2 separate regions of the Homo sapiens genome follow, and region 2 is linked to region 1. A link is an interaction called in ENCODE POLR2A ChIA-PET data of the cell type or tissue named here. Cell type or tissue: Panc1. All regions are shown on one strand. Links, peaks and the distances in the headings refer to the core of each region. The heading gives the core; the rest is flanking DNA. Region 1 overlaps POLDIP3 (DNA polymerase delta interacting protein 3). Region 2 has its middle 18 kb from the start of CYB5R3.

Region 1 (5,257 bases), core at 258-5,257:
CCCAGGAGTTCAGGACCAGCCTGGGCAATATAGTGAGACTCCATCTCTATAAAAATGAAAGCAGAAAATTATCTGGGCATGGCAGCATGAGTCTACTCCACAGGCTGAAGCAGGAAGACCACCTGAGCCCCAGACTGCAATGTTGCCGTGAGCCAGGATCGAGATACTGTCCTCCAGGCTGGACAACAGAGCAAGACCCTGTCTCAAAAACATATTTTAAAAAATTTAAAAGGACAGAATCTCATTCTGCTGCTCAGGATGGAGTGCAGTGATCATAGCTCACTACAGCCTTGACCTCCTGCCTCAGCCTTCTAAGTATGGAGCCACCATGCCCAGCTTTAGACGTCCTTTAAATGTTACAACCCCGTGAATCAGGTTATTGTTCACATCTTATAAATGAGGAAACTCAGAACCAAGGAGATTAACTATCCCAAGAGCTACTAAGGGGTGAGGAATGGACTTGAACTTCACTGTACCTGGTTCAAGCATCAATTAAATAAGCATGGGTCAAGAGTAAACAGCAGAGCTGGAAGAGTTAAGAAAAAAACTTCTAAAAAATAAAAAACACCAGGAGCAGTAGCTCATGCCTGTAATCCCAACACTTTGGGAGGCCAAGGCGGGCAGATCGCTTGAGCCCAGGTGTTCGAAACCAGCCTGGGCAACATGGCAAAACCCTGTCTCTACAAAAGATACAAAAAAAATTCCCTCCCCCTCCCCCTCTCCCCAGTTTCCCTCTGATGCCGAGCCGAGGCTGGACTGTACTGCCGCCATCTCGGCTCACTGCAGCCTCCCTGCCTGATTCTCCTGCCTCAGCCTGCCGAGTGCCTGGGATTGCAGGCGCGCACCGCCATGCCTGACTGGTTTTTGTATTTTTTGGTGGAGACGGGGTTTCGCTGTGTTGGCCGGGCTGGTCTCCAGCTCCCGACCGCAAGTGATCTGCCTGCCTCGGCCTCCCGAGGTGCCGGGATTGCAGACGGAGTCTCGCTCAATCAGTGCTCGTTGCCCAGGCTGGAATGCAGTGGAGTGATCTCGGCTCGCTACAACCTCCACCTCCCAGCCGCCTGCCTTGGCCTCCCAAAGTGCCGAGATTGCAGCCTCTGCCCGGCTGCCACCCCGTCTGGGAAGTGAGGAGCGTCTCTGCCTGGCCGCCCATCGTCTGGGATGTGAGGAGCCCCTCTGCCCGGCCGTCCAGTCTGGGAAGTGAGGAGCGCCTCTTCCCGGCCGCCATCCCATCTAGGAAGTGAGGAGCGTCTCGGCCCGGCCGTCCATCGTCTGAGATGTGGGGAGAGCCTCTGCCCCGCTGCCCCGTCTGGGATGTGAGGAGCGCCTCTGCCCGGCCGCGACCCCATCTGGGAACTGAGGAGTGTCTCTGCCCGACCGCCACCCCGTCTGGGAGGTGAGGAGCTTCTCTGCCCGGCCACCCCGTCTGGGAAGTGAGGAGCCCCTCCGCCCAGCAGCCGCCCCGTCTGGGAAGTGAGGAGCGTCTCCGCCCGGCAGCCGCCCCGTCTGGGAGGGAGGTGGGGGGCAGCCCCCGCACAGCCAGCCGCCCTGTTCGGGAGGTGGGGGGCGCCTCCACCCAGCCACCACCCCGTCTGGGAAGTGAGGAGCCCCTCTGCCCGGCCGCCACCCCGTCTGGGAGGTGTACCCAACAGCTCATTGAGAACGGGCCATGAAGACGATGGCGGTTTTGTCGAATAGAAAAGGGGGAAATGTGGGGAAAAGAGAGATCAGATTGTTACTGTGTCTGTGTAGAAAGAAGTAGACGTGGGAGACTTCATTTTGTTCTGTACTAAGAAAAATTCTTCTGCCTTGGGATGCTGTTAATCTATAACCTTACCCCCCCCCCCAAAAAAAAATTAGCTGCAAGTGATGATGCACATCTGTAGTCCCAGCTACTCAGAAGGCCAAGGCAGGAGGATCAACTAAGCCCAGGAGGTCCAGGCTGCAGTGAGCCAAGATCACACCACTGGACTCCAGCCTGGGAGACAGAACAAGACCCTGTCTCAAAAATCAAAACAAAACAAAACAAAAAAAAACCACCACCACCAAAACAAAAAGAAACAATCTTCCTTATCATTATTGTCTGGTATTTCAGTTTCAATATGTTGTTAAACCCTTAAAAATTTATACATATATATAAAGGAAGGATAAACAGTCCGCAGGCTGAAGAAATCTTAGGACTCCGGTCATGCCCAGGGATACGGAGCACTCTCTAGCGACCAAAGGGTGAGCACAAGCAGCGAGGCGAGCGGGTGGTGCACGCACTGAGAACTCGCATACCACAATGCCTGCCTGGCAGGAAGGACCACCAAGATGCTTTGTGCTGGCATTTTTATCTATTTGAACAGCCTAAAAGGCACATTTAGGGGTGGGAGTTAACGGTAGTTGAGGATGTAGTAGGAGCTCCTCACGGTGGGAGGGAGTAAGCTATTTCCCTCAATCTGATGCACTCAGTTCCCTGGTTCCACCAGTGCTTTCAACTTCTTTCGTGAACAGCTTGAGGGGGCTTCAGTGTTCAGGCTTTTTATAATCACAGCTGCTCTTCCTGCATGAAAAGACAGCTATTCATCCCAGCAGGCAGCAGTACTGGTTTCAGGCAGGCATTAGTCATCGGAAATTTTTCAAATCAACACTCCTGCCAGGGGTAGGTCTCTAAAACACAGACTCAATTATGTTACCCTCCCGCTTCTAGAACTGCTGGGGGCTCCTTTACAAAGCCCAACCCCTGGGGGGGCCTCGGCTCTGGCTCCAGCTTATGGCTGCAGCCTTACTCCCCACTGCAGTGACTACTGACGTTCCCAAAACACATCCTGCACTTTTATCCTCAGTAAATGTTTGGGAGGGCGAAGGAGGAAGGTTTTGACTGAGTCTCGTAATGCCCCACCTCCATCGCACCGAAACTACAGCTCTGCAACTGCTTCCAGGGCTTCACCAGGTATTCCGCGAGGTCCTGGCAAGAGCGCTGCTGGCAGGTGAGAAGGCAAACGTTCCCTGGACCCCAAATTCTCTCCTCTATACCCCCTACGGGAACCTGGCATAGGTGTGATGACCAGGGAGGGTCTGTCTGGGCTATAGGAATATTTCACCCTCCTGGCTCTGTCTGGGGAGGGCAGGGCTACAGCCCATTCTGGACAGATGTCCAGTCCAAAAGATTCAGGCCCATGAAGTGGGGCCCTGGATTATTATAAAGCAGATTTTAACCCATGGGTTTAAAATCCTCTGGGTTATGGGAGGCAGAGGTTGCCATGAGCCAAGATCGCACCACTGCACTCCAGCCTGGGTGACAGAGCAAGATTCCGTCTTATAAAAACAAACAAAAAAAGCTTCTGGGTTAGGGGGTGTTCGTTTAGGTGTGTGTTTAGGTCATTTTTATAGAGAGAAAACAGCTTAATTCTAACTATGACTGAGGGTCAACTCTGAATTAGGTGTTTAAGAGACACAAAGAAAAACAAGACACTAAAATACTATCCCCTGCTGGGCGAGGTGGCTCACGCCTGTAATCCCAAGCACTTTGGGAGGCTGAGATGGGCGGATCACTTGAGGTCAGGAGTTTGAGACCAGCCTGGCCAACATGGTGAAACCCTGTCTCTACTAAAAATACAAAAAATTAGCCGGGCGTAGTGGCCCATGCCTGTAGTCCCAGCTACTCAGGAGGCTGAGGCAGGAGAATCGTTTGAATCCAGGAGGTGGAGGTTTCGGTGAGCTGAGATCGCGCCATTGCACTCCAGCCTGGGCAGCAAGAGCAAAACTCTGTCTCAAAAATAAATAAATAAAATAAAATACTATCCCCTTACCCAAGAGTCTTGTGCAGATGTTTCATTTTAAAACATAATTCGTTCCCTAGAGTTATGTAATAACTCATTTCCTCCCTTTTGTGTTTAGGTCTTTATTTCCTTTATCTTATTTCAACAAGGAAACAAGCAGTCAGTACCAGGACCAGAGTCCTGGGCTGAACTGCAAAGTTTACAATCCACCCTGTCCCCCAACAACCTCCCACTTCCAGCTCCAAGGACTCCCCAGATGAGGCGTCTGGCCCAGAGAGCTGCTCAACTCCAGCCTCCAGCACATTCAAGGCTGCCACACTGAACTGCTTGGAGGCAGCTGACAGAAAGCTATCCGCTGAGGGTTAAACTCATCGAACTAACAAAAGCGGACATGTCAACTGACTTAACTGGGGATGCCCTCATATCTAAAGGAAGAAACTGCTGGGCACAGTGGCTCACACCTGTAACCCCAGCACTTTGTGAGGCAGAGGCAGGAGGACTGCTTGAGTCCAGGAGTTCGAAACCAGCCTGGGCAACATGGCGAGACCTTGTCTCTACAGAAAATACAAAAATAATTAGCCAGGCATGATGGCATATGCCTGTGGTCCCAGCTACCTGGTAGGCTGAGGCAGGAAGACTGCTTAAGCCCAGGAGGCAGAGGTTGGAGTGAGCTGTGATCTTGCCACTGCACTCCAGCCTGGATGACAGAGCAAGATCCTGTCTCAAATAAATAAAGGAAAAAACCAACATGAGGGGCAGGCCAGCACTGCAACTGGTACCTAATGCTATCCTGAGGAGACTCTCTACGGATCTTTCACAACTAAAGTCACTGGAGATGTGCTGTGGTGAGGAAAGATAGCACCTCACCATGGAGGAAGGTATCACTCAAAACCACCCTCTTCTGGTTCAATCATTTCCCATTAGTCAAGGAATCTTTTAATAATTAATTGGAGGCCTAGGTAATAATAATGGTAATGACTTTTTTCTTTCTTTTTTAAAGAGATGAGGTCTTGCTCCGTCAACCAGACTGGGGTGCAGTGGTGCAAGCATGGCTCACTGCAGCCTTGAACTCAGGCAATCCTCCTGCCTTAGCCTCCCACACAGCTGCAGTTACAGGCATGAGCAACCACTGCATCCAGCTATGACCCTTTTCTTGACTCACAAGGTGTGAGGAACACAAAACAGAATGGCTGCTTTTGAGAACAAGCACATTCCACAAATGTGATCCTTGGGATCACAGGAAACAAAGTGAGCAGAGTGGTGGGGAAAGAGGTTATTTACACTTCCACAAGCTGGATCTTTGGCTATTTCTACTAAGAGGAAAAAAGCTTTCTTAAACAACAAAATTCTTCCTGGAATATCCATGCAACATTAAAACCAAAGTTCCAAGTACGCAGATTCTTCTAGGCAGTATGTAAAATAGCATGTATGGCCAGGCACGGTGGCACTTTGGGAGGCTGAGACGGGTGGATCGTTTGAGGTCAGGAATTCAA
Region 2 (5,482 bases), core at 297-5,296, 58 kb after region 1:
AAAAACTAACCGGGCACGGTGGTGTATGCCTGTAGTCCCAGCTACGTGGGAAGCTGAGGTGGGAGAATGGCTTGAGCCTGGGAGGCGGAGGTTGCAGTGAGCCAAGATCGCACCTCTGCACTCCAGTCTGGGTGACAGAGCCAGACCCTGTCTCAAAAAAAAAAGAAAAAGAAAAAAGAAATGAGACTGCTTGCTATATGACTGGCACTGTGTACGTGCCTTAACTCATCCATTTCTCCTGGCCACCCTGGGAGGAGAAAGCCTATGTTACTGCCATCCCACAGAAGAGAAAACAGACCAGTAATTCACACACTCAGCATCACACAGGTGAACGTGCTGCAGATGCAGGCAGTCTGGCCTCACTGGCTGCCGCCCTCTACCCAGGCTGCCTCCCTGTACACAGGCTGCCTCCCTGTGCCCAGGCTGCCTCCCTGCGTACAGTCCACCATGCCAGGGCCCGGAGCATGGTGGCCCTCAATAAATAATGGTTGAATGAATGACACTGCAAAAGTGCCTGTAGGGTGGAGGTCCAGCACAGCTGCTCCGACGTACCCAGGTCAGACTGGAGTGGTCTGAGGGCATCCACACACCATCCTGCTTGCTGAAGCAGGTGAGTACCACAGGTTTTGCATTGTAACATGCAAATGATGGCATGTATTTCTATCCTCATCTGAGATCTGGGACTTTTATGGGTTTCCTGGTATTCACAGGGCAAGGCCTTTGGGAGAAAGCTTGAAACCCCCTGATGTAGTTGACAGAGCATGAGTTTATCCTCAGAGAGACCACAGTTCAAATCTTGGCTGGGTGACTACTTTTATGAGCCTCACTTGCTTCGTCGTGGCAGCCCGAATTGGCCTGACGATTTCCTGCAAGTTCCTTGACACCTGGAGGAAGATCATAGTACCCAGCCCTGAGCATCACTGACTTGGCATCACAGATCACCTCTTCTAGGGAGCAATCTGTGGCTGATGGAGGAGAGTGGGGATACCAGAAGAAAAAATTTAACTGCCTGGAAAGTACCTTCCTGGTGGCTTTCAGTCATCTCAGCTCCCCAGATGCCCTACTTTTTGCTGGAGTCACATGCTCTGCTCTTGCTCTCTTCAAGGTAACAGATTCTTGTCCGTTTGCAGGCAGCAACTTGAGAAATAGAAGAAGAACAGGTCTCAGACCGCATTTATTCAGATGTCAGTGTGGATAAGCACCATGCCAGTTTCTGTCCTAGGCGCAAAAACTGCCAAGATATTTTTTAAAATCTTTTACTGCGAGGCTAAGTTTATAATAAAAGAAACTAACCTCATTGCTTAAAAAATGAAATTAGGGCCAGGCAGAGTGGCTCACGCCTGTAATCCCAGCACTTTGGGAGACTGAGGCAGGTGGATCACTTGAGGTCAGGAGTTCGAGACCAGTCTAGCCAACATGGTGAAACCCCATCTCTACTAAAAATACAAAAATTAGCCAGGCATGGTGGTGCACACCTGTTGTCTCAGCTGCTTGGGAGGCTGAGGCAGGAGAATTGCTTGAACCCGGGAGGCAGAGGATGCAGTGAGCAGAGATCGCGCCACTGCACTCTAGCCTGGGCGACAGAGCGAGACTCGGTCTCAAAAAAAAAAAAAAAAAGGAACAAACAAACAAAAACTGAAATTAGGTGGGGTGCAGTGACTCACGCCCGTAATCCTAGCACTTTGGGAGGCTGAGGCGGGAGGATTGCTTGAACCCAGGAGCTGGATACCAGCCTGGGCAACAGGGCGAAACCCCATCTCTACCAAAAATACAAAAATTGGCCGGGCATGGTAGTTTGCACCTGTAGTCCCAGCTACTCAGGAGGCTGAGGTGGGAGGATGGCTTGAGCCGGGGAGGCAGAGGTTGCACTGAGCCAAGATTGTGCCACTGCACTCCAGCCTGGGTGATAGAGCTGGAACCTATCTCAGAAAAAAAAAAAAGGAAGAAGGAAAGAAGGAAAGAAGGAAAAAAGGAAGGAAAGAAAGAAAGAAAGAAGGAAAGAAAGAAAGAAAAAGAAAGAAAGAGAAAGAAAGAAATTACATGATAGTTTATATGTTTGAAACCAGCAAATCCTGGCTCCTTTATATGCCCTCGTAATTCTACCTGAGACCTGAATCCTTCCTTTTTCACTCATTATAATCTTGAATTTTATCATAAGCAGCTAAAAGAAAATAGCTGGTTGGCCGGGCGCGGTGGCTTACGCCTGTAATCCCAGCACTTTGGGAGGCTGAGGTCAGGAGTTCAAGACCAGCCTGGCCAAAATGGTGAAACCCCGTCTTTACTAAAGATACAAAAATTAGCCGGTGGTGGCAGATGCCTGTAATCCTAGCTACTCAGGAGGCTGAGGCAGGAGAATCGCTTGAACCCAGGAGGCAGAAGTTGCAATGAGCCAAGATCGCGCCATCGCACTCTAGCCTGGGGGACAAGAGTGAGACTTCATCTCAAAAAAAAAAAGAAAGAAAATAGCTGGCATTTTCAACATTTCAACATAACGTACTCTAGCCAAGTGCCAAGCAATCCTCCTTATCAGGTGGACCGGGTACAATTCCTGCTTCCCCCTGAGTAGCTGGTTTCAGTTCCCTGCCAGCCCATGGAATTATAAAAACAAGCCAATCACATACACCACGAAACCAGAGGACACCTCAACTTTTTTTTTTTTTTTTTGAGATGAGTCTCGCTGTGTCACCCAGGCTGGAGTGCAGTGGCACGATCTCGGCTCACTGCAACCTCCATTTCCAGGTTTCAAGTGATTCTCCTGCCTCAGCCTCTCAAGTAACTGGGATTACAGGCACTCACCACCATGCCCGGCTAATTTTTATATTTTAGTAGAAATGAGGTTTCTTTTTTTTTTTTTTTTGAGACAGAGTCTCACTCTGCCGCCCAGGCCGGAATGCAGTGGCGCGATCTCCGCTCACTGCAATCTCCGCCTACTGGGTTCACGCCATTCTCCTGCCTCAGCCTCCCAAGTAGCTGGGAATACCGGTGCCCGCCACCACGCCCGGCTAATTTTTTGTATATTTAGTAGAGACGGGGTTTCACCGTGTTAGCCAGGATGGTCTCGATCTCCTGACCTCGTGATCCACCCGGCTCAGCCTCCCAAAGTGCTGGGATTACAGGTGTGAGCCACCACGCCCGGCCAGAAATGGGGTTTCACCATGTTTGGCCAGGCTAGTCTTGAACTCCTGACCTCAAATGATCCACTCACCTCAGCCTCCCAAAGTGCTCGTATTACAGGCATGAGCCACCACGCCCGGCCACCCTTACCCTCTTGATACTACAAAGCCTCTTGTGGTCCACTGGTACCAGGCACAAGCCCTGTGTGGCCCTGCAGAGTGTGTCCTCCTCTCCTGAGCTGTGAGTACATGTGACTCATAAACTGCTCTGGATCTCTTCTGTCCAGATTCGGGTGTCCTGTGTTCAGCCATTGCCATAATCCTAGGTCAGGAATCCCTCCTGCACTGATGAAGTCAAGAGAGGTGATTAAAACAAGCGTTCCAGTATATCTCACTTGGGTTACATAACTGGGCCTTGTTTTCTTCAGCTTCCAATAGTAATTTCCTGGGCTGGGCGCTGTGGCTCATGCCTGTTATCCCAGCACTGGGAGGCCGAGGCAGGCAGATCATCTGAGGTCAGGAGTTCGAGACCAGCTTGACCAACATGGTGAAACTCCATCTCTACTAAAAATACAAAAAAATTAGCTGGACATGGTGGTGCATGCCTGTAATCTCAGCTACTCAGGAGGCAGAGGCAGGAGAATTGCTTGAACCCGGGAGGTGGAGGTTGCAGTGAGCTGAGATCGCACCACTGCACTCCAGCCTGGGCAACAGAGTGACACTCTCTCAAAAACAAAACAAAACAAAAAATAAAAAAAATAAAAATAAAAAAACTCTATATTGGGCCAGATGTGGTGGCTCATGCCTGTAATCCCAGTGATTTGGGAGGCCGAGGCAGGTGGATCACCTGAGGTCAGAAGTTCGGGACTAGCCTGACCAAAATGGTGAAACCCTGTCTCTACTAAAAATACAAAAAAATTAGCCGGCCATGGTGGCAAATGAGCAGTGAGTCAAGATGTGCCACTGTACTCCAGCCTGGACGACAAGAGTGAAACTCCATCTCAGAAAAAAAAAGAAAAAAGTAATTTCCTCACTGTTCTTTAAGCTTTCACTAACAGTTTTGTCAAGGTCCTTTCTACTCTCTGGTCCCCAAACCAATGCCAGGTGTATTTTTTGTTTCTGTACCACCCTACTTTTACGTGTCACACTGTCTTCCGGTCATTGATCATAACAAACCACCCCAAAATTCAGTAGCTCAAAACAATAGTTGTTCATTGGCTTACAATATTGCTATATATGTGTGTGTATATATATATTTTTTTCTTTTCTTTTCTTTTCTTTCCTTTTCTTTTTTTTTTTTCTCTTTTTTTTGAGACAGAGTTTTGCTCTTGTTGCCCAGGCTGGAGAGTAGTGGCATGATCTCACCTCGCTGCAACCTCTACCTCCCGGGTTCAAGTGATTCTCCTGTCTCAGCCTCCCCAGTAGCTGGGATTACAGGCGCCTGCCACCACTCTCGGCTAATTTTGTATTTTTAGTAGAGACGGGGTTTCTCCATGTTGGTCTCCTGGCTAGGAGACTGGTCTCGAACTCCCAACCTCAGGTGATCCACCCACCTTGGCCTCCCAGAGTGCTGGGATTACAGGCATGAGCCACCGTGCCTGGCCTATATATATTTTTTAATAGAGATGGTGTCTTGCTGTATTGCCCAGGCTAGTCTCTAACTCCTAGGCTCAAGTGATCCTCCCACCTCAGCCTCTCAAAGTGCTGGGATTACAGGCATGAGCCACCGCACCTGGCCACAGTATTGCAATTTTGTGGGCTCAGCAGGGCCATCTCTTAGCTCCATGTGGCATCAGCTGGGATACCTTGACTGGGCTGGAAGGCCCACCTCCAAGATGGCTCATTCTCCTGCCTGGGAGACTGCGGGGTGGCTGGGAGCCACTGTTACCCTCCGTGTGGACCTATCCATGGAGCTGCTTGTGAAATTGCCTGAGGAGTTCGTCTTGTCCGCTGCACAGATAAACCCAATTCACTGAGACAGCATTGTTGCAGTAAAGAAAGTTTAATTGGCCGGGTGCGGTGGCTCACGCCTGTAATCCCAGCACATTGGGAGGCCAAAGTGGGTGGATCATGAGGTCAGCAGTTCAAGACCAGCCTGACCAACATGGTGAAACCCCGTCTCTACTAAAAATACAAAAAAATTAGCTGGGCATGGTGGCAGGTGCCTGTAATCCCAGCTACTCAGCAGGCTAAGGCAGGAGAATCACTGGGTGGTGGAGGTTGCAGTGAGCCGAGATCGTGCCACTGCACTCCAGCCTGGGTGACAGAGAAAGACTCCACCCCCACCCCACCCCCCAAAAAAGATGAGAAAGTTTAATTAATGCAAGGCTGGCCAACTGGAAGGACAGGAGTTTATGATTGCTCTGATC

The links. ChIA-PET counts read pairs that join two places held together with the same protein. Peaks named below come from ENCODE experiments on the same cell type or tissue, not always from the same donor. Only the 100,000 strongest peaks of a DNase experiment are listed, where the experiment ranks them.
Region 2: POLR2A ChIA-PET joins it to region 1 with 8 read pairs; 14 of 35 experiments call an interaction of 5 or more read pairs at or near these places.

The regions. Positions count from the first base shown.
Region 1 is chr22:42,606,418-42,611,674 of GRCh38, forward strand. All of the region lies in intron 1 of POLDIP3 (DNA polymerase delta interacting protein 3), which reads right to left. It overlaps LOC124905127 (a long non-coding RNA gene), which reads right to left. Exons shown (of 2, transcript XR_007068118.1): 2 at 2,318-2,545. Among named protein-coding and RNA genes, the nearest start is that of POLDIP3, 5.8 kb to the right of the region's middle. In Panc1, for the core only: no CTCF peak of the experiment used is centred there; no DNase peak of the experiment used is centred there; H3K27ac peaks cover 689 bases.
Region 2 is chr22:42,664,629-42,670,110 of GRCh38, forward strand. No RefSeq gene overlaps it. Among named protein-coding and RNA genes, the nearest start is that of CYB5R3, 18 kb to the left of the region's middle. In Panc1, for the core only: no CTCF peak of the experiment used is centred there; no DNase peak of the experiment used is centred there.